3 separate regions of the Homo sapiens genome follow, and all the other regions are linked to region 3. Evidence: chromatin loops called from intact Hi-C (ENCODE). Cell type or tissue: GM12878. All regions are shown on one strand.

Region 1 (8,000 bases), 490 kb before region 3:
CATTACTCTGTTACTAAAAACCTTGCAAAGACATTACAAGAAAGGAGAATTATGAGTCGGTATCCTTCATGAAGATAGATTCAAAAGGTATTAACAAAACATTAACAAATCAAATCCAACAATTTAGAAAACAATTCATCATGACCAAATGTGTTTTCTTTCAGGAATCCAATACAATTTAACATTAGAACAGTAAACAATGTATTTTACCATATTAACAAGCTAAAAATGAAAATCATATAATCATTTCCATAGATACAGATAAAGTATTGGATAAATTTCATCATTAATTCCTGATGAGAAACTTTCAAGTAACTAATAATAGAAGAGAACTCTTTCAAGCTGATAAAGGGAATGTATGAAAAATCTATAGGCAACATCATAATTGATTATGAAACACTGAGTGTTTTCCTCTTACAATCAAGAAAGTCAAGGATGTCCACTATTACCATGTCTATTTAACATTTCACTGGAAATTCTAACTAGCACAATAAGACAAGAAAAGCAGATGACATGATTGTCCCATGGAAAATTCAAGGGAATCCATGAAAAAAAAAAAAAAAAAAAAACAGCTACTAGTACTAATAAGTGAGTTTAGCAAGATTGAAGGATACAAGCTTAATATAGAGGAATCGATTTTTATTCTGTATACTTTCAACCAGATATTGAAATTTTAAATATACATTTATAATAGCATCAAAAATATGAAATCCTTAGGCATAAATTTGACAAAAGATGGGGAAAACCTATATATATTAAAAACTACAGAACATTTCTGAGACAAACTAAAGGAGGCCTAAATAAATGGATTAATAAACCATGTTTATGGATCAGAAGACTAAATACTGTTAAAATACCAATTTTCCTCCAACTGATTTGTAGGTTCAAGGTGACCTTTGGTAAAAACTTGGGAGAAACTGAATAAAATTCATATGGAACTGCAAATGACCTAAAATGGTCCAAACAATTTTGAAAATGAGTAACATGGAGGATTAACATTGCCTGATGTCAAAATGAGTTATAAAGCTACAGTAAGCAAAGCAATGTAGTATTGGAATCAAGATAGAAAATCAGATCAATGAAACAAAATAGAAAGTCCAGAAAGAGATTCACACTTATATTGATAACTGATTTCTGACAAAAGTGGAAAGGCAAATAAGTACAGAAAAGAATGCGATTTTCAACACATAGTACTGGCTGGAACAATCAGATATTCAAATGCAAAAGAATATCTAGAAAAGAAATGCTAGAAATTAAAAACACTCTAACAGAAATGAAGAATGCTTTGATGGGCTCAACTGTAGACTGGAAATGGCCAGGAAAAGAATCAGTAAGCTTGAAGTTATGCCAGTAGAAATTTCTCAAAATAAAACACAAAGAGGAAAAAAACCCAAACCGCTCCAGAATAGAATGTCAAAGAACTGTGGGATATTTTCAAAAGGTACATGCATTTGGAATAGCAGGAGAAGAGAAAACAGGACAGAAAAAACTTTTGAAATAATCATTGCTGAAACTTTCTAAAAATAATGACAGAGAGAATAGCAAGAGCAAAAATGGTAAAAGTATTTGAACAGACACTTCAAAGAAGAAATACAAATGGTAAATAAGCATATGAATAGATGTTCAACATCATTAGTCATTAGGGAAATTCAAATGAAAAGTATTAACAAGATACTACTGCAAACCCATTAGAATGGCTGAAATTAAAATATCAACTGACTATACTATGTGTTGGTGATGATGTGGAGGGATAGTAACCATCATGTTCTCCTGTAGTGGAGATGCAAAATGGTACATTTTGGAAAACTGGAAAATAGTTTGGCAGTATCTTAAAACGTTAAATACACACACACACACACACACACACACACACACACACACTGGTCCAGCCATTCTGTGCCTGTGTATTTACACACACACACACACACACACACACACACACACATTGGTCCAGCCATTCCGTGCCTGTGTATTTCCCCAAAAGAAAATGAAACATATGTCCATACAAGTATTTGTATATGAATGTTCATAGAACCTTTATTTGTGATAACTAAAAACTAGAAACAACCCAAATGTTCATTAGCAGGTCAATGGATAAATAAACTGTGATATTCCATACAATAGAATACTACTCAGCAATATTAAGGAACAAAATATTGATGCATATTACAATATAGATTAATCTCAAAGTAATTATGCTGAGTGAAAGTATCTAGACAAGAGTATATACTCTGTGATTTCATTTAAATAAAATTATATGAAATGAAAACTAATGAATTGACAGCATATCCGTGGTGTATTAGTCTGCTTCATCTATCATAAGAAAATACCATGGAATGAGAGGCTTAAACAGCAGAAATGTATTTTCTCACAGTCTGGAGGCTGAAAGTGTGCAATCACGGTGCCAGCATGGTTGGGTTCTAGTGAGAAGTTTCTTCCTAGCTTGCAGACAGAGCCTTCTCATTGTGTCCTCACATGATGAAGAAAGCAAGTTTTCTGGTTTCTCTTCTTATAAGGACACTAAATCATATCACAAGGGCCCTACCCTCATGAACTCATCTAAATCTAATTGGCCTCAGAAGTCCTATCTCTAAATACAATCACATTAAGTGTTACAGCTTTAATATATGAATTTCGGGGGGACATAATTCAGTCCATAACAAATGTTTATAGATAGTTGGAGCTGAGGGGATAGGAAAGAGAGGAAAGGATTATGAAGAGAGTAGGAGGAAAGTTTTCAGAATGGTAAATATGTTCATTATCTTGACTAGGATTCTGGTTTTATAGGTATATATATATATGTGTATGCATATGTATATATATGGGTATATATATATGTGTATACATATGTATATATATATGGGTATATATATATGTGTATACATATGTATATATATATGGGTATATATATATGTGTATACATATGTATATATATGGGTATATATATATCAAAACCTATCAAATTGTACTCTCTAAATGTATGCCGTCTATTATATTCAAATATTCTTCAATAAAGCTGTTTATCAAAAATGCAAATCTACTAGAAATAGAAAAAATACAATAAAACTATATAGTAAAGGACTCAAAAGAATGACAGGCACAGGACTCAGGATGAAATTTACATCTGTTTGGAGCAGGACGGAGAATGGACTAATTGGGTAGACTATAAGGTTAAATATAGATTAAGGTTAAATATAGATCAAGGCGATAACTTTTGTTTGGGGTAGTAGATTTGCATATGCCTAATTTATTATGAAAAACTAATTTAAATTGCATTGTGTTTGGACCAATATTGAGGTTGTGTCACAAGCCCATGAATTATGATTAATCCAATTTCTGCACTTGAAGTTCATTCAAAGAAAAAATACCCAATATTTTGTTTCAAATTCTTTTTGACATTATTTGTTTAGTCACATAGAAGCAAAGCCATCCTCACACAATATTATTTATCCAACTTAAAAAGAAAAACTTTCTCAGAGGGAGGTTTATATCAAAGAGCTTATGAGCAAGGGGAAGAAAAGTGAAGACCACTCTCTTGCATGTAAAGTATGTTAACCACATGATGGCAGCATTGAGCAAGCAGTGTTTTTCTTCCTTTTTTTTTTTTTTTTTTTTTTTTTAAAGATTAATGGTTTACACTGGAAGGTGAGTAAATCACTGAGATATAATTTACATAGCAGTGGGATTGGTTGGTGTCTATAGCCACTTATGTCTCTCTCTCTCATTCATATTCATGTGGAAACCATGCCCAGAGATTTTTAGTGGCTCAAATCTATAGAATTACATCTTTTTGAACAGTTATTATCAAAAATTTGTTATATCATCTAACTTGAGATGATTTGCTTTTCACAATATCTTCAAAATCATGAATTTTTTGAACAAGTTACTTTTTTATTTTTTTCTTTACCATTATATCCTCATCTGTTTTTGAGTGTATTCAGCTTGAAATGATGACAAAGCATTTACCAAAATCAAAAGGCCCTATGGAAGATGGATATTTCTCTGTGGAAAGTATTTTAAAATATCTAGTTATATGATAGTTTTCTGACCCTCATCATTCATTTACCAGGTCAACGAATATTTACCTAGAATTTATGTAACTCTGTACTAGGTACCCGGGGAAAAGGTACCTTTTAGTCAGGGTACTGACCAAATAGTCAGAAAGCAATTTGAGAATAAATCATTGTCCTTGAAAAGTTTGCAAGCAAGATTCCCAAAAAAACATCTTTTCTTTCTCCTTGTGTGTTTAAAAGAAGCTTATTAGAATTGGCCTGTTCACTAATCTAAGTGTTTTCTTCTATAGAATACACTATTTCAAGGACAGTACTGTATATTTGACAGAAGTTACCAAGGGCTCAATAAACCAAGGTGTCCTTAACATTGCTTACAAGAACAAGGTAATTTTAGGATCTCCATATACTCTTCAGGTCACTTAAGATAATTATATAGGGTAAAGGTTAGCAACCTTTGCGTGATGTGTAGGTTCCAACTTCATTAATTTTTATTTTTTATTTTTTTACATCCTATGAAGTAAGCCTGCCTGAGGACATCCTGGGGCAGTTTTCGTGGCTGTAGGAGAGGCTCAGAAGGGTGGAGAACCAGACCCACCTTTTTCCGGCCTAGAGAACTCCTTCCAGTCTACCTCCAAGCTCCACTGTGTTCTCAGAATTTGGGGTGGAGTAGCTCAGCGAGGTTAGAGTGTGTTCCCATTCCTTTTCTGTCCCCTTGTCCCTTGATGTTGAAACAACTCTTAAATAATATTGGGAAAGTGGTAGGCATCTGATAAGTATTTGCTGTCTTGAAATCTTGATGTAGATCCCAGAGGGTGTAACTTAAATATTTATTGGCTTGAGAACAGTGAACACAGTTTCCAAAAGTATCTCTTATTTACTCTTAGAAAATAAATCATTGAGAGACTATAGGTAGTTTGAGTAGGCAGACATTTATTCCATTAAAATATAAATTCCAGAGGCAAGAATTTTGTCTGTTTGCCTCACTTATATATTCATTTTTGTTTTTTGTTTTTTTGAGACAGAGTCTCGCTGTATTGCCCAGGCTGGAGTGCAGTGGTGTGATCTTGGCTCACTGTAACCTCTGCCTCCTGGGTTCAAGTGATTCTCCTGACTCAGCTTCCTGAGTAGCTGGGAGTACAGGTGCCGGCCACCATGCCCATCTAATTTTAGTATTTTTACTAGAGATGGGGTTTCACCATGTTGGCCAGACTGGTCTCAAACTTCTAACCCCAGGTGATCCTTCAACCTCAGCCTCCTGAAGTGTTGGGATTACAGCTTCCTGAAGTGTTGACGTGAGCCACTGTGCCTGGTCCTCACTTATATATTCTAAACCCCTACTGGTAATATGGTAGACATTCAGTAAATATTTGTTGAGTAAATAAATGATTGAATTTTCAAGGGCATTGTATACACACTCAGGATGTGGACTTTGATCTATTAGCATAAAACTTTACCTGGTCGTTTTTTTTTTTCATGTCCAGAAAGGAAGAAGTAAATGAAAAACAAGAAACATGAATCTTTCACCTTAAATTTATGTTGGAGGATGTAATAGTACCAGATAGTCAATAAGGTAGATGCAACAATATGAAAAATTATGATTTTTAACATAAGCCACCTTTGGTTTTTCTTTATATTTTTATTTTTATTTATTTATTAATTTATTTTGAGATGGAGTCTTGCACTGTTGCCTGGGCTGGAGTGCATTGGCTTGATCTCAGCTCACTGCAACCTTCGCTTCCCGGGTTCAAGCAGTTCTCCTGCCTCAGCCTCCCGAGTAGCTGGGATTACAGGCACCTGCCACCACGCCCAGGTAATTTTTTGTATTTTTAGGGTTTTGTATTTTTAGGGTTTCACCATGTTGGCCAGGCTGGTCTCAAACTCCTGACCTCATGATTCACCTGCCTCAGCCTCCCAAAGTGCTAGGATTACAGGCATGAGCCACCGTGCCTGACCTCTTTGTATTTTTAAAAGGAGGATGTTAGAGGATATGGAAGGATCAGACATATTTTCCTTATGGCAGCCTGTTCTTCTTACTGTGTCCAGCTGCCCACTAATTTTGTCTCAGTTTCTTCATCTATAAATTAGGGTTAATAGTAGCCATTTATTCAATAAATATTTATTGAGTGCCTCTATGGTCCAGGCACTATTATTTGTACTGTGGATCAGTGAAAAAGAAAAAGACAGAAATTTCTGTCCTTTTGAGTAGCAGAGGAGGCGGTTAAAAAATATATATAATAAATAAACAAATATATTTACTAGATGTTGATATGCTATCGGAAAAAGGAAGAAGTAGATCATGGTAGGAGGGATAGGATGTTGGAGGACAGGTTGTATTTTTATCTGACCGCCTCCCAACATATTGTTATAAAAAATTCAAACATACAGGAAAACTAAAAGACTGGTACAATGAACACTCATATGCCTTCAAACTAGATTCTGTAGTTGTTAACATTATGCTATATTTGTTTTGTCACATACCTATCCATTTGTTCCTTCACCCGTCCATTTTATTTTTGAAGCATTTAAAGGTAAGAACACTTAATATACCCCTAAAACTTTAGTGTATACATCATTAAGGTTCATTATTTATGTTATGTGAAATTTACATGCATTGAAATGTACACATCTTATATGTATTATTCCATAAGTTTTGAAAAATGCAAACTCTCATGTAATCTAAACCCCTATCATATTATGGAACATTTTTGTCAACTGAGTTTCTTCATGCCCCTTCCCAGACAGTCGCTATCTCTTTCATCCTCACACTCAGGTAACCACTGTTCTGATTTTTTTCGTATACATATTCCATTTCAATATCTTACTTTGTAAAGTGGCTGTTTAAAATGTTTAAAATGTTATTTTAAAATGTTATTTATTAAAAATATTATTTATCTTTTAATGATTTAACTTTGAGTGCTTTTTTTTATATATCTGGTTACAAGTTCTTTAACTGATAGGTGTTTTGCAAATATTTTCTCCCAGTCTTTGGCTTACCTGTACATTTTCTTAATGGTGCCTTTTGATGAGCATAAGATTTTAATTTTTCTTAAGTTTAATTGGTGGTATTTTTATTTTATGCTTTATGTGTTTTGTGTTATTTTTAAGAAACCTTTTCTTACACCCAGCATACAATGATATTCTTCTAAATTTTCACCTAGAAACTATATAATTTTAACTTTTATGTTTAGATTTCTAATTGATTTCTAGTTAATTTTTCTGTGTAGTATGAAATAGTCATCATAGTAAGTTTTGCCACCCCACCCCCTACAATATAGCTGCCTAGCTGTTCAAGTACTATTTGTTGAAAACACTTTGCTTTCGCATTGAATTACTATGGCATTTTTGTGGCATTCACATTCTATAAGTGTGACTCTAAAGCTGGGCTCTCTTTTCTTGTTCCATTGATCTATTTGTCTGTTCTTATGCCTGTATCACACTGTCTAGATTACTGTAGCTTTGTAGCAAGTCTTGAAGTCAGGTATTATAAATCTTCTAACTCTGTTTTCAAGATTGCTTTGGATATTCTAAGTCCTTTAAATCTTCATATACATTTAAGAATCTAACAAAAAACGACATAGGATTATGATTGAGATGATTGCAATGACTCTATAAATCAGTTTGGGAATTGACATCTTACCATCATTGAGTCTTCCAATCTATGAACATGGTATGCCTTTTATTTATTTACGTCATTTGTCAGCAGTCTTTTGTAGTTCTTATTATAGATGTTATTCTCAAATTTTAAACAATTTACTCCTAAGCATTTTATGATTTGTCAGCTATTGTAAAGAGTATTTGTAAAATTTCATTTTTCTGATAGTTACTACTTGTATCAGGAATTCAATTGTTTTCTTATATTGACTTTGTAATCTTGCTTAATTCACTTTATTAGTTCTATTAATTGTTTTATAAATTTTTAAGCATGCTCTGCATAAACAACTATGCCATCTGTGATCAGAGAATTTTACTTATTCTATTCTGATCTCT
Region 2 (8,000 bases), 450 kb before region 3:
GGTAACTCTTAACATGTTTTTGGAGTCTGTAGAAATTAGGTCTTCCAGTTTTTCTAAAAATGGTGATCATGTAACTTTTGTTGTTTTGGTTAACTGTGTAACATTTGCACATCTTCCAGGAGAAGACAAGATGCAGTCTTAGCCGTATTCTTACCAGAAATCCTCTTGACTGCACTTTATCACCAACTTTCCCTCACTCTCCTTTCATGGCTCACACTTTAAATATTGGAATCTCTTGCCTCTCTTGTTCTTTCAACCCTCCCTTAAGGCTTTCATATAAAATCTTCCTGTGATGTACCATAACCTGTGACAAAAAAATTTTGCTATTTTCCAAATACCCACTTTCAAAGTTGGTTAGTTTTTTCCTGCTATTCTTTTAGCTTGGAATGCCTTTTTCTTCCTTACCTGATTAGAACACTTCTGCTCATGCATTAAGACCTAAAAAAATGTATTTCCTCCTTTAGGAATCCCTCCTAGACACCTTCTCAAGACAGAATTAATCTCTCAGTTATGCTCCCACAATATATTGTCCCATTTTTTGTTCACTTACCTTATTGCTTTTATTATTTGTTTGCTTGTCATTATGAAGACAATGAGTATCCTGTATACTAATGTATTAAGCAGTCAACACAGAATTTTCAAATTCTGTATTTCAGGGACTCTACTTATAGCTCTCCTGTGATGATCGGCACTTACCCTAATTTGGTCTCATTGATTTTCCTTTCATTTAATTGAAGGGTACAATATTTTGGTTCCTCTTGGTTTTCTTGTATAGCTTTTGTGCTCAAAGTGATTTAGTCATGTCAAAGTAGCCTTTCTATTCTTAGGAAATAAGTGAAACTCTTCTGGATTTAGAGCATTTATAAAATTTTTAAAAGTTCAGTAATCACTGATAGAAATTCTTCTGTATTCCAGGTGATGCAACTGTGACAATAGCTCACAGATACACCCCCAAAGAGCAACTGAAGATTCATACGCAGCTGGCAGATATTATCATAGTTGCTGCAGGTAAGTCCTTAGTGACTGTTATTTTTTGGAATGTCATCAGCAGAATAATTCCTGCCCTAAATGCTGACATGTTTGAAAGCTTTTTGAGAGAGTTAGCTTTATGTATGACTAACTTCTGTTGATTGGATTCTGTCTCTTGGCAATCATTATATCAGTCCATTGTGCCTATGTTAGCATTTGTTACTTCATTATGGAAAACCCAAACAGCTTTTGGGATGACAGATTAAGCACAAGAACAATGTGCACTTTGCTAATTGCTTTGACGAACATGGTTTAACAGCATTTACGGAAAAAGGTTGGTGCAGGTAAATAATACATTGTAGCTATGGAGAACAATAAAACTTGTATTTTCAAGTTGTATCAAGGAACATAGAATGTTCAGGTGAGGGGAAAAGATAGTCACTATGCTGCCCTAAACACAGCCAGGCTGAAGAATTATGTTCTGAAGTCTAGACTTTAGGGGAAAAGTTGATGGATGAGACCATGTCCAAAGGAGAGTATCTAGGATAAGAATCTTTCCAAAAAAGATGACATATGAAATTTGGTCTGATGAACTGAGGATGTTTGGTCTGGAAGAAAGTATGACCTAAAGAGATACAACAACTTTTTTTTTAACATAAAGAAAAAACCCAAGCCCAAACTTTTATAATAATAAAAGCTGCCTCAAAGTCACCAGTTCTTGAGATAGTAAGTTCCTTATCACTACAGTGATTAGCAAAATAGATAAAAACATAAGTGGCATTTCATAGAGCATTATTTGTCAACGTTTATTGGATTTTGCCCCATTTTGGTTGACAAAAAAAAAATCCCCTTTCAACATTATCAAAATATTTCAATAAATTAAACAACATAGCTAAAAATGCATGTAAACAGTTGTAATTATTTTGAGCATATGTTCTTTGGGGAAGGAATCACATTCTTTCTTTACTCCCTACCATTTAAAGGACCATTGCAGAGAATGTCTGTCTACTGAGTACTAGGTTGGGTTCATTGTGTTTTAATACTTCCTTCAATGATGAGACTCTTTAATTCTCTATTTTAATATACAAAAGAAAGCTTTATGGAATATATGTATATGTATACTTATTATATTTCATAAGATTAAATTTCTTTAAATTTGTTTGTGTTTTCCTACAGGGTAAGTTAACAAGAAAGATATTTTAGAACATAGAAAAGGCTGGAATATGGGGCTTGTGTATGGATAATTCACTTACAGATATTTGAGAGTTTATCATTTACTCTGATTTTAATTAAACGTGTACTTTTGAATAGCAAAGATAGTACTAAATTCATTCAATTGAATACTAAATTCATTCAATTGAATATTATTTATTCAATAAATATTGGACCCTTCCTATGCAGCAGTATCTGTTTTAAATTTTAGGAATACAGCAATGGATACAAATGATGAAATGCCAGCCCTCGTAGAACTTACATCTTAGTGGGAGAGAGAGCAAATAAACAGTAAAATATAATGCCAGATAATGATAAGTGCTATAATGAAACTGGATGAAGGAATAGTGTTTTGGGGATACTGTTTTAGATTGATTGATTGGTGAAGATCTTTCTTGGGAGGTGACCTTTTGAGTAGAGTTCTTGTCCTGGCCATTCTCCATTTGTCCACCAGCCCCAGTGTCTGCCCTTCCCTGCCCTGGTCTGGCCCTGAGAGGCTGACTAATGAAGATGGCCTCACCTGTGTTCCTCTGACACTGGCTCCCAGCAAGGTTTGGCACTAGTAGGATATCTGAAGGAGAAGAAGAGAAATGTCAAGTCATGGTGTTTCTTCTCTACTCTTTTCCACTTCTACTGTCTTTCTCTTCCTCCTGCATCGATAGCTTTTGCTCAGCATCCTTTCCCCGACAGCTAAGGCTCTCACTGGGCTGCAGTAACACCATTTCCTCACCCCTACAGACCTAGGAATGGTACAAGCTTCCTCCAGTTTCTAATCTCTAAGAGCTGCAACAGCTTTTGTTTTTATCTTAGCCTGAATATATCGCTGTAAAAATTATTTCATTACTATATGGGGTGGATTCTGTTTCCCATGGAGATACCGACAGAAGCAGATCTGTATGAAGTAAAGGCACAAATCAAGAACCATTCCTGGGGGAAGAGCATCCCGAGCAGAGGAAACAGCAGATACCAAAGTCCTTAGGCAGGAGCATGCTTGATGTATTCCAGAACACAGGTCTTTGACGGCTTATTATATTACTCTGATTTTAATAAAATATTAATAAATTATGAGGATACTAGTAAGAAATGTTGTTGGGAAGGTAGCCAGGGTTAACTCATGAAGGACGTTGTCGGCCATGGTTAGGATTTTGATATAAGCCAAGAATGGCTGACAGCAGATCAACATGGTCTGACTTAGGTTTTAAAGGACTGATCACACCTTTAAAAACATATCAGACCTCATGTCTGCAGTTGTGTCAAAAACTGACTTTAGAGGTGTAAAAGTAGAAACAGAGAGGAGAGGTATTGCAATTTCATTTAATGGGTCTAGATTTTGCTCTAATTTGTTTTGTATTTGAACACATAGTTTCAATCAAATTTAATAAAATATCTGATTCTTCTATAGGCCCTTTTCTGGAACCTAGAACATATACATGACTGCAGGAACAGTAGTTGGCTCCTCATAGAGTAAAAATAGAAATGTTCTTTTTCCCAGAAAAAAAATCAGTAAGCTGGTACAGATAACCATACCACATTGCCTGTTTTTCCAAAAAATTACATTTGGGTGATATCAAATGCAAATTTTTGAACTGCATTGACAGAAGTCAGGCATGTTTAGAGAGTTAGTAAACTTTTTCAGACCACAGATCAGCATTAAGTGAAATACTGCTTCAGCCACTGATACCTTCATGGCAGATAAGTATTATACTGACTTCTTTTTAGAGACACTTCTGTTCACACACAAGACACAGAATTTGTTGAATAAAGAGGAATTTGAATGCTCATCTTTGTCCGTTTCTAACCTTAGGAAGAATGAAGTTTACATTATCCTTAAAAGGTATTATTTGACTAATGTTAACAGCTTGTACAGAATATTTGACTATTGTCCTTAGATAACATTTATCAAATATTATATTGAATGAGTATTTTATTCTAGTGGAGGAAAATCTCTCATCATGCCTTCCTACTCGTGGTTTGTTTTATTATTATGACAAATGGCACATGGGTGATCACAATCCACTTGCAAGAAACACTGATATTCTCTTGTAACTAAGTCAAAGCTTATGCCATAATGCCAACACTGTTGTCCTCCTTGAGTTTATCCTCTCTAGCTTTCTTTGTAAAGGCCTAAATCAGCCTTGAGTACAGATATTTAAAAAGAAGACAGGAAAAGAAAAAGAAAAGGAAAATAAAGGAACAGAAGGACAAGGAAGACTCAAGCCTATATAAAATAAACAAGACAGGAGCCAGGAGGTACTCAAGCTTTAGGTGTGGTGGGTGTTGAGGCTGTCCCACAAGCATCCCGCTGAGGGTATTTTCTTACCACCAGAGGGCGCCAGTCAGGTGAGCAGCTACTTCAGATGTAGCCAAGTTGGCCATACACCATGCTAATACTAGTTAGAAGACATTTTAAACAAAGACAGTGGGAAGAAGTCCTGTTCCTTGCTTTTTTATTTCACCTTTAATGCCTCTTACTAAATACAAAAGTATGTTGAATGTAGAAGACAGATTTGTATGTAGTTCTGCAGTCTTCTTGAAGAAATAAATATTTAGCCAATGGGAAATTTAGGGGAAGAAAATTGAGAATTTATAAGAAACAACTAAAGATTGCTACATTTCCAGTTAATTAATAATCACCTGGAGAAGTTAGGGATAAAACATGTAGGCATTTATAAATTATAGAAAGAATGTGAGTGAATATAAAAAATAAATCCCATATAACCAGACAATAGGAATAAAGTATTGCCAGAATGACCATATCATGCATTGTGTGTGGGAACTAAACAAATACAAATAGCAGTGGGTATTTAAAGGAAATAGTGATCTAATGGCAGAGGTAGCCAGAACGGGGAGGGCTAGATCACTGTCATAATGAGAATGTCAGCATATATGGAAACAACCTCATCTAGGAGAACTCAGGGTAGAAGGAGGAGGATTGCGTGATATATATCAGAAAGAATGATAATGTCTGAGAGATGAGAGTGAAGAATGTGGTAATGAAATCTTGACACAAGCTTGAAGAAAGTAAAAGAGGAAATCCTGTGTGAAGATCCTGAGACATGAATATTAGCTTATTTAATATTAATGTCATCCCTCCAGTTTCTCATAGTACTACTCCTACTGGCTTATATATCACTCACCTTTTTAAAATTGCCCCCAAAATTGAGATTTAGACTCAGTTAGAAGCTTAGATCTGCAGAATCAGACCCTGTCACACTATGCAATTAGAAGTAAGTAGCTTCAAGTCCCTACTCAAAGCCAAATCTCTGAGTTCACAGAGAGAGTTAACAAGTTTCTAGAGTACTTTAATGTACCATGGTTATAGCACATAGTACCTGTTTATAGTTGTTATCTTCATTAGACTACAGCAGGTAAAGGCGTGGTATTTTTTTTTAAGCTTGCTAGGTAAGTGCTTAGAACAATATCTAACACATAGTGGTTGCCCAGTAAATGTGAGCTGTGTTGATTTTGAGATTATAACTACAATAAGAACTTTTTCAAATTGATACATATTTAGCCGATATAATCTAATTTTTTAAGATGGAATTATTCTAGTTGTTGGATTTACACACTGTAGCATTATTTTTGGGAACTACCAAATTATTCCAGTTTGTCATCATAAAGTAGTTGCTAAAGCAATAAAAAGTGAAATATTTATTCATGAAAGAGTAGTTCATGTCATTAAGTGTATGAATGGAGTGATTTAGGTGTAAATGTTAAGATTAAGAAATGATGGGAAAGGTGGCCGGGTGCAGTGGCTTACATCTGTAATCCTAGCACTTTGGGAGGCTCAGGTGGGTGGATCACCTGTGGTCAGGAGTTTGAGACCAGCCTGTCCAACATGGTGAAACCCTGTCTCTACTAAAAATACAAAAATTAGCCAGGTGTGGTGGTGGGTGCCTGTAATCCCAGCTACTCAAGAGGCTGAGGCAGGAGAATCACTTGAACCCGGGAGGCGGAGGTTGCAGTGAGCCGAGATCACACCACTGCACTCCAGCCTGGGCAACAGAGCAAGACTCTGTCTCAGAAAAAAAAAAAAAAGAAAAAAGAAAAAAAGAAATTATGGGAAAGGTGAAGAAAGAGTAAGGAGACTATTACATCTAAAGAACAGTAAGAGTACTGGATGGTTGAAAGGGGAGGAGCAGTTTAGGGAAAGGCTAAATCAGCTTTGCACAAGCTACTGATAAAGAAGGGAAAGCTAGCCAGTATCAATTCTAAGATCATGTTGGAGATCATTGGGCTTTCTCGTATCTGCTTTAAGGAAACTGTAGGCTATCCTAAGTCTGTAAAATTCTAGGAATCTTCATTATTCAGCAGGATAGGCAAGTTTTTTTAGACATTGTCCACATTACCCTCCACCCATCTGAGTAAACTCTGAAACTATATTCAGGAAATGAGCTGCTGAGTCAATGCCACTTGCATGTCAAGCTCTGGATGCAGTGTCACGGTGGTGAAAGCTGGCATTTTTGGCCACTAAGCCATCCCTTCCAGCATGACGAATGAACCTTCACAGTTGTAACTTTAGAGTGTCTATTGCAACACTTTTAATGACAGATACCATGATATAAAACAGGATAAATGGGCAATTTAGTAACTCAGAATATTCATACTTACTTGTCATAAAGTACAAAGTGACCAACGAATTTCCTTTCACCACTTCTCCAATCATATTATCAAGTCTTAGAAACACTCCCATCAAACATTATCCTAGGGCTCAATAGGGTTTTCCCCCGGGTGTATTTCCTCCTCCTTGAAACAGGGTTCGTAATTTTCAGGAAACCAGGACATGGAGAAGTTCCAAGGGGTGGGGCAAGGAAATAGCTCCACCATCCCCACAGCTCATGCAACCCGGGAGTACAACTTGCTCACTTACGGCCCTGAGTGCTTCCTGAGTGATGCCAGCACATTTCATGGCTTCACTCATACTATAGTCCTTTCCATATCTCATTTCTTATTTGTTATTGTCCAGCTTGTCCTCTTTTGCTAGCCTCTGCTACTCCACTTAAGGGTTCCTTCCCTCCTTCCTAAAAGTTGTCATTATTTTCATGGTACAGAGTAGTGAAAATGCACAGGCCTTTCTAAAGTAAGAATTCCAGGATTTAAATTCCAGCTCTGAGACTTGCTGATTGTGAGCTTGGTCTCATTTCTGAATCTCAATCTGTTCATTGATGTGATTTAAATGATAATAATAAAAGTAACCTTTCATAGCGATGTCTACTTTATATTTTTGATCTTAACTATGCTGATCTAAGTAGAATTTCCCATATCTAAAATGATGCCTTTTACTTATTGAAAGGCATTTTAGTGTGGTTTATGTGTAATACCAAATAAAGAATATTTAACACTTCTCAAAAAAAAACCTTTTGCATAGTGTAATCAAGCTAGCCAATCCATGTAAAGAGCATAGCACAGTGCCCAGTATATTGCAAATATTCAATAAGTGTTATGTGTTAATGTATTCTATGTTAGGCATTGCATGTGAATATTTAAACAATTTAGAAATGATAAATCAGTTGATTATTAAGCTACAACTTAGCATAACTAAAAGAATATACTTCTTGGTTGCTTTTGATACTAATACAGTATCAGAGTAGAGTAGTTCTTATAAGCATAAATAAATTAAGAAGTGACTTACACATGAGGGACCAACTTTATGGAAACTTTATTTTTATACTTAAGATGTATGCCTTCTCAGGATGACATCAGCACTTGTTCATAGATGTGTATTATGTTGTTCCCTGGATGAATTCCTTATTGCCTCTCCCTCCTTTGGAACAACCTGACTTTGAGAGGGGAGATAGGGAAGGCCGAGGCACTTAGAT
Region 3 (8,000 bases):
CCCTTCCCAGTCGCTCCTTAGTTCACTACATCTGTGTCTTGTACCCAACATTTTATCAGAACTACAATGATAAACTATAATAAGAATTATTGCCAAGGATTTCCAGATCAGTGGTCCAGTGGACTGGTTGTTATGCATTTATCTTTCTGGACTCCACCCTCCACATCCACCACCATTCCCTCTCTTCCTCCTAGCAGTACAACACTCAAAAAAGGTGCATCACACAATCTCCCTTCATTATTCTACTTGGAGCTCCTGGACAAAGTGACTCCACCTTGTATATTGAACACATTTCTGGTTTTGTATTTTTCAAATTATATTCTAATGAATATGCTTATACTTCTGTCTTCCTTTTCAGATTTTGAGCTTCTTGCAAGCAGAAAAAATATCAGAATCATCTGCCTCACAAGTGTCTGGCACAGTGCTTGTCACATAAAGATGGCCCACAAAACTTCAATGACAGAAGAGGGAAAGGAAAGAAGTCTGACAGATATCTAACTATATCCAAGAAAGACATGAAAATTCATTGATTTATAAATTTGCATATAAAATGTAAAGAAAGAAAAGTAATATCCTATATCAGAGATGGCTCTTTGTTTTAGACCTCATAGAATTTCAGGCTGCCTTAAAGATTATCCTTCCTTAAAGAGAAGAAAGAAAGGAACAGAAAGTTAACGTTATTCTTTTCGAATCTACACAATTAAAGGGTGAAAAAAATAAGCCTAAAATGTACATCCCCAAATCCAATGCACTTTCTATTATCCTATATATTTACTTTCTCAAAAATTAATTTCTCAATTATTTAATTACAAAAAAGAAAGGTTGAATGCTTATTTGTTAGGATTGTTGCAGGTGTTCAAGGAACAAAACAATTGTAGTACCTGTTCGCATGGTATAGACAGACAATAAACCAACATAAATAATAAAATGTCAAGTAACTACTAAGAAGAAAAATAAAGCAATATAAAAATATAGCTAATGACTGAGAAGGAGTGCAATTTTCAGAAGTGCTAGTAATAAAAGATTTATCTGAGGAGATGAGATTTGAATAGAAAACTAAATTATGTTTTGAGTTATTTAAGGAGCACACCGTGAAAGATGTAACAAGGGGAAGTAAGAATGAAGGCCCTGAGATGTGAATGATCTTGGTGTGATCACAGAGTCATGAAGAATAGAAATGAGAACATAATGCAAGTGATTCTGGAACGTGTCAGATCATGGAAAGTGTTGGAGACCACTGTAGAGATTTAGATACTACACGAATATTACAGGTGTTGGAGTAGGAATTAACTCTGTTAAGATCAACCTAGGTGTTAGCGGATTGGATTGTAAGGGGGCAAGAGAAGGAGTACAGAGACCTGCTAGGAGGCTATTGCAAGAGTCCATCTTAGAGATCAATTAATGGGTCAGGATGGAGAGCTGAGTGCTGGAAAGCAGCCAGATGTGTGATGCATTTTGAAGGTGGAGATGAGTGACTCTTCTTAGCCTACTTGAATGGAGGCTGTAGGAAAGGAGAGGATAAAGAAGAATTGTTAGGGATTTACCAGAGAAGCCAAATGAAGTGGGTGCCATATGCTGAGATGAGGAAGCCCAAAGGAATAACAGGTTAGGAATGGAAGGAAATCAGGAATTCCACTGGGACATGTACAGGTTGAGATGTTTTTTGGACTTTTAATGTATAGATCATCGTGCCTCTTATTTCTATTGCTGCTGAGAGCAGTTCAGTTCTGCGGGTGTTTTTAAAAATTCACTCCATGTTATTGGCCAATTGACCAGATAGATCAAAAACTCAGAAGAGACAAAGCTCATTTTCCAGAAACACTCTCAACCAGCCAGGTAAACAATACACATTCAAAGCCAAGTACCAAATCAATGTTTATGAATTAGCTAAACCTCAGATAATGTCAATGTAACGCCACAATAAAAAACACATCTTAATATTTGCCTCTGCTTTCCCTTAAACTGTATTCATAAGGATATTTCCCTACCCCTAAATGAAGATTCAGGCAAGTTCAAAACTTTTCTGGTTAATCTTAGATAGTACTTCAGACAAATTTTAGTCATACAAACAATCTCTATTTAGAAAATAAAATGTTCAGATGCATGCAATGATCACAATTCTGAACTTAGCTTGAAATTTCTTAGCTCAGATCTTCTGTGGTTACTTTTTTGCTCAGCACCAAGGACCAACCAGAGGAAAGAGGAGGAGCTGTAAGGAAATGTAGAGGTCCTCACATGACTGGAGGCTACAGACTCTCTAGGTCTGGCAGGAAGCTAAGCTCTCCCTTGCATAGGAGAGTTTGCATGTGTTCTTCAGAAAACTTCCTCCACTTCCGTTGACCAAGGCAAATGCTTCTCTAGGTGGGCTGGGCACTCTCAACTCCTTCTTCAGCTCTTGAGTATCCAGCAGCTAATCTCTTTCTCCCTCTGAATTTCCTGGTGGGTGGGAGGGAGTCAAACTCTGTCCAGAGTCTCTTAGCTTTGTAGGTATCGGTTGGGCACGCACCAGTCCTCTATGGAGGAACCCACCAAAGAGTTCTCTGAGTAGCCTCCTGGAATCAATTACTAGACCAGGGTTTACATGAGTGGGGCTAGAGAAAGAGGATGGGGACTCACAGTTGGTCCATATGTTCTAGAAGGAATTCGCTTTGCCAATATCCTAGCTACATCCCTCACCAACATCCCCTCTCATCTCTTACTCTTTGTTATAACCCTGTTCTAACCAAAGTGGCCAAAGACTTTTGGCTAGGTTCTCTTTGAGACCATTTTCTTTGTAAATCGATATATAAAGCAGAGGAAGTCAATTTCACATCCAAATGGATATTTGATACCTATTTGTATTGATGCTTTCAAGTCCCTTCATATGTGTAAGCTGCTGTAGGAGAAGCATCCCCACAGGAAGTAAGAGAGAGATCTCCTGTCTGACTCTTCAGGGACTGAGTCCCAATCAGAACCATTTTCTTCTTGCATACCTTCCATCTTGCTTCACCTTCCTTGATTTGCTCAGTAATTAACAATTTTCAAAAACTGATTTACAGTCATTAAAAAAACTAACCATAAATATATCCGCCAGACAAAGCATACAGTTTAAAAAGGTTGTTTATAAAACAGTATCATTTCCACGTATCTCCATATTCTTGTCTCAAGTTTCTCTGTACCTGGTCTCTTCTGCTCATGCAATAGCTGAAATCATTGCACCCTCTTGTGGTAACGTCTAAGTCCTGCAGAATTGTAGACCTTGACTGTCCAGCTTTGGACCATTTCCCATCCACATTTTACTTCCTAGAGGCTGTACGGGTCTCACTTATTCATCATGGGCTTAAACGTGAGTGATATGAGTATTCTAAATGACTTTTTTTAAATCTCTATACTTCAAGTAACTTTTACCAAAAGATATTTTGTCTGAAATTAATATGAATGTAACATTTCAATTCCAAAGCCATTACACACATTTGCAATTTATCTCTTGCTGATGACACTGTCCCTATCTCTTGCCTCTACTGTCCCTTAAGCTTTCTTCATGGGGATAGTCTTCCCCACCCCTAGATGAAGATTAGGGCAAATCCATAAGAAATAATGATGATGACACTATAAGACATTAAAAAGTAAGTTATCCTCCATTTTCATTAAGGGATTTGTCTTTTTAATTAAGCTTTTTATTTTGACATAATTATAAATTAACATGTAGTTCTAAGAAATAATACAGAGATCCTGTGTACCCTTTACCCAGTTGTTACTAACTGTAATATCTTGAAAAACTATAGTATAATATCAAAACCAAGTTATTGAGATTGGTGCGGTAAATAAACATAAATTTTTCATCCCCACAAGGGCCCCTCATTTTTTCCCTTTTATCTTTTTCACCTCCATCACTCTCCTATCCTCACCCATTGTTTAATCTTGGGCAGTAACTAGCCTTTTCTACATTTCTATAACTTTGTCATTTCAAGAATGTTATTATATAACTGAAACCATACAGTGTGTAACCCTTGGGGATTACCTTTTTTTCACTTAGCACGATTCTCTGGAAAATCATCCAGGTTGTTGTGCACATCAGTTTGTTCCTTTTTATTGCTGTGTAGTATTCCATGGTATGAATGTACCATTGTTTATTTAACCATTTGCCCAATAAAGAACATCTGGTTTGTTTCCAGTTTTGACCTATTAAAAATAAAGCTGCTAAAAGCATCTCTATGCAGGTTTTTTTGTGAATATAAGTTTTTGTTTTTCTAGGATAAATGCTCAGGAGCACAATTGCTGGGTTATATGGTACATGTTTACCTTTTTGAGAACTGTTTTCCAGGGTGGTTATACCGTTTTACATTCCCACCAGCAATGTGTGAGTGAGCAAATTCCTACATATCCATGCCATCATTTGGTGCTGTCACTATATTTTATTTTAGGCGTTCTGATGGTGGCTAGAAATATTTCATTGTGGGCTAAATTTACAATTTGTTGATGGGTAATGGTGTGGAACATCTTTTAAAAAGTATTTGATTCTATTTTAAAATTTTTGTGGGTACATAGTAAGCAAGTATATTTATGAGGTACATGAAATCTTTTGATACAGGCATACAGTGTGTTAATAGACGTATAAGGTGTATACCATGTCAAAAGTTTATTCTTTGTGTTATCAAAAATCCAATTATACTCTTTTAGCTATTTTAAAATGTACTATTAAATTATGTCTTACTATAATCACCCTGTTGTGCTAGCAAATAATAGGCCTTAGGTATTCTTTCTCACTATTGTTTTGTACCCATTAACCATCCCCATTTCTCCCCTATGCTTCCCCCTGCCCTCCAACCAATGTCTACCCTTTCCAACCTCGGGTAATCATCCTTCTACTTTCTATCTCTATGAGTTCAATTGTCATAAATTTTAGCACCCACAGAGAAGTGAGAACATGCAATGTTTATTTTTCTGTGCCTCGCTTATTTCACTTAACATAATGGCCTCCATTTCCATCGTGTTGTTGCAAATGACAGGATCTCATTCTTTTTTACAGCTGAATAGTATTACATTTTCTTTATCCACTCATGTGTTGCTGGACACCTAGGTTGTGGCCAAATCTTGGCTATTGTGAACAAAGCTGCAACAAACATGGGAGTGCAAATATTTCTTCAATATACTGATATACTGATTTCCTTTCTTTTGGGTATAAACCAAGGAATGAGATTTCTGGTTCATGTGGTAGCTCTATTTTTAATTTTTTGAGAAATATCCAAACTGTTCTCCATAGTGGTTGTACTAATTTACATTCCCACCCATAGTGCTCAAGGGCTCCCTTTTCTCCACATCCTCGCCAGCACTTGTTATTGCCTGGCATTTGGATAAAAGCCATTTTAACTTGGGTGAGATGATATCTCATTGTAGTTTTGATTTGCATTTCTCTGATGATCAATTATGTTAAGCACTCTTTTATATACAAGTTTGCCATTATTATATCTTCTTTAGAGAAATGTCTATTCAGATCATTTGGCCATTTTTTAATTGCATTATTAGATTCTTTTCTATAGAATTGTTTGAGCTCCTTACATATTCTGGTTATTAATCCCTTGTCAGATGGATAGTTTGCAAATATTTTATTTCATTCTGTGGGTTGTCTCTTCACTTTGTTGATTTTTTTCTTTGCTGTGCAGAACTTTTTAACTTGATGTGATTCCATTTGTCCATTTTTGTTTTGGATACCTGTGCCAGTGGGGCATTACTCAAAAAATCTTTGACAAATACAATGTCCTGGGGAGTTTCTCCAGTGTTTTCTTATAGTGGTTTCATAGTTTGAGATCCTATATTTAGCCTTTGATCCATTTTGATTTGATTTTTGTATATGGCAAAAGATAAGGGTCTAGTTTCACTCTTCTGCATATGGATATTCAGTTTTCCCAGTACCATTTATTGAAGAAACTGTCTTTTCCCCCATATATGTTCCTGGAATCTTTGTAAAAAATGAGTTCACTATAGATGTGGATTGTTTCTAGGTTCTCTATTCTGTTCCATCAGTCTATGTTTCTGTTTTTATGCCAGTACCATATGGTTTTGGATACTATAGCTTTGTAGTACATTTAAAGTCAAGTAATGAGATTTCTCCAGTTTTATCGTTTTTGCTTAGAATTGTTTTGGCTATTTTGGGTCTTCTGTGGTTCCATATAAATTTTAGAATAGTTTTTTCTATTTCTGTGAAGAATGTCATTGGTATTTTGTTAGGGATTGCATTAAATCTGTATATTGCTTTGGATAATAGGACATTTTAATGCTATTGATTCCTCTAATCCACTAACATTGAATATATATTCTTTTTTTTTTTCTGTGTCCCCTTCAATTTGGTGCATCAGCGTTTTATAGCTTTCACTGTAGAGGTCTATCATTTCTTTGGTTAATTCCTAGGTACTTTGTTTTATCTGTAGCTATGGTAAATGGGATTGCTTTCTTCATTTCTTTTTCAGTTCTAATAGATTTCCATGGAAATGGTCAGATGGTTTTTGTAATTTACTGTTGATATGATGTATCACATTGATTGATTTGCAAGTGATTTGCATTGATAATATGTTGAACCATCCTTGCATCCCAGGGATAAATCCCAGTTGGTCCTGATGAATTATCTTTTTAATGTGTTGTTGGATTCAGCTTGCCAATATTATGTTGAGGATTTTTACATCAATGTTCATCAGGGATATTGGAATGGAGTTTTCTTTCTTTGATGTTTCTTTGCCGAGTTTTGGTAACAGGGTAATATTGGCTCCATAGAATGAGTTTGGAAGAATTCCCTCCTCCTCTATTTTCCAGAACAGTTTTGGCAGGATTGGTATTAATTCTTCTTTAAATGTTGGGAAAAATTCAGCAGTGAAGGCATCAGGTCTTGGGTTTTTCTTTGCTGGGAGACGTTTTATTATAGCTTCAATCTCATTACTTGTTATTGGTCTGTTTAGGTTTTGGATTTCTTCATGGTTCAGTCTTGGAAGGTAATATGTGTCTGAGAATTTATTAATTTCCTCTAGGTTTTCCAACTTATTAGCATATAGTTTCTCATAGTAGCCACTAATGATCGTTTGAATTTCTGTGGTATTGGTTGTAATATCTCCTTTTTCATCTCTGATTTTATGTATTTGGGTCTTCTGTCTTTTTTTCTTAGTTAGTTTGGCTAAAGGTTTGTCAATTTTGTTTATCTTTTCAAAAAACAACCTTTTGGTAAGATTTGGTATTTTTCTTCATTTTTATTTCATGTATTTCTGCTCTGATCATTATTATTTATTTTATTCTACTAAGTTTGGGCTTATTTTGCTCTTGCTTTTCTAGTTCTTTAAGATGCATTGTTATGTTGTTTATTTGAAGTTTTTCTACTTTTTTAAAGTAGGCAGTTATTGCTATAGACTTTCCTGTTAGTACTGCTTTCACTGTATCCCACAGATTTTGTAATGCTTTGTTTCCATTAATGTTTGTTTCAATAAATTTTTCAATCTCCTTCTTAATTCCTTCGTTGATCCACTGGTCATTCAAGAGCCTATTGTTTAATTTCCATAAGTTTTTATAGTTTCCAAAGTTTCTGTTGTTATTAATTTCTACATTTATTTTATTCTTGTCAGAGAAGATACTTAATATGATTTTAATTTTTTGAATGTTTTAAGACTTGTTTCCCCATGTGTTGGGGAAAAGAAAGTGTATTCTGCAGCTTGTGAATGAAATGTTCTGTAAATATCTATTAGGTCCATTTGTCTAGAGTGCAGAGTAAGCCTGATATTTCTTTGTTGGTTTTCAGTCTGGATGATCTGTCCAATGCTGAAAGTGAGGTTTTGGAGTCTCCAGCTATTACTGTATTGGGGTTTATCTCTCTCTTTAGCTCTAATAATATTTGCTTTATATATCTGGGTGCTCCAGTGTTTGGTGCACATACATTTACAATTGTTATATTCTCTTTCTGAATTGATTCCTTTATCATTATATAATGACCTTCTTTGTCTCTATATAGTTTTTATTTTTTGTTTTGAAATCATTTTGTCCAA

What was found. Peaks named below come from ENCODE experiments on the same cell type or tissue, not always from the same donor. Only the 100,000 strongest peaks of a DNase experiment are listed, where the experiment ranks them.
Region 1: it touches region 3 in a loop (4-fold over the local background); 28 of 110 quality-filtered maps call a loop at or near these places.
Region 2: a loop joins it to region 3, with 7 times the contacts of the local background. A loop is called at or near these places in 21 of 110 quality-filtered maps.

Annotation. Positions count from the first base shown.
Region 1 is chr4:74,185,891-74,193,890 of GRCh38, forward strand. The region is part of intron 3 of MTHFD2L (methylenetetrahydrofolate dehydrogenase (NADP+ dependent) 2 like); the gene reads left to right. Among named protein-coding and RNA genes, the nearest start is that of MTHFD2L, 32 kb to the left of the region's middle. RefSeq lists an enhancer at 5,262-5,556. In GM12878, a CTCF peak has its summit at 3,544 (motif pointing right); a DNase peak (open chromatin) is centred at 3,531.
Region 2 is chr4:74,224,387-74,232,386 of GRCh38, forward strand. It overlaps MTHFD2L (methylenetetrahydrofolate dehydrogenase (NADP+ dependent) 2 like), which reads left to right. Exons shown (of 8, transcript NM_001144978.3): 6 at 916-1,008. Among named protein-coding and RNA genes, the nearest start is that of MTHFD2L, 70 kb to the left of the region's middle. RefSeq lists a silencer at 4,412-4,481. In GM12878, a CTCF peak has its summit at 4,508 (motif pointing right); a DNase peak (open chromatin) is centred at 6,628.
Region 3 is chr4:74,672,675-74,680,674 of GRCh38, forward strand. No RefSeq gene overlaps it. Among named protein-coding and RNA genes, the nearest start is that of BTC, 120 kb to the right of the region's middle. In GM12878, a CTCF peak has its summit at 3,206 (motif pointing left); no DNase peak of the experiment used is centred here.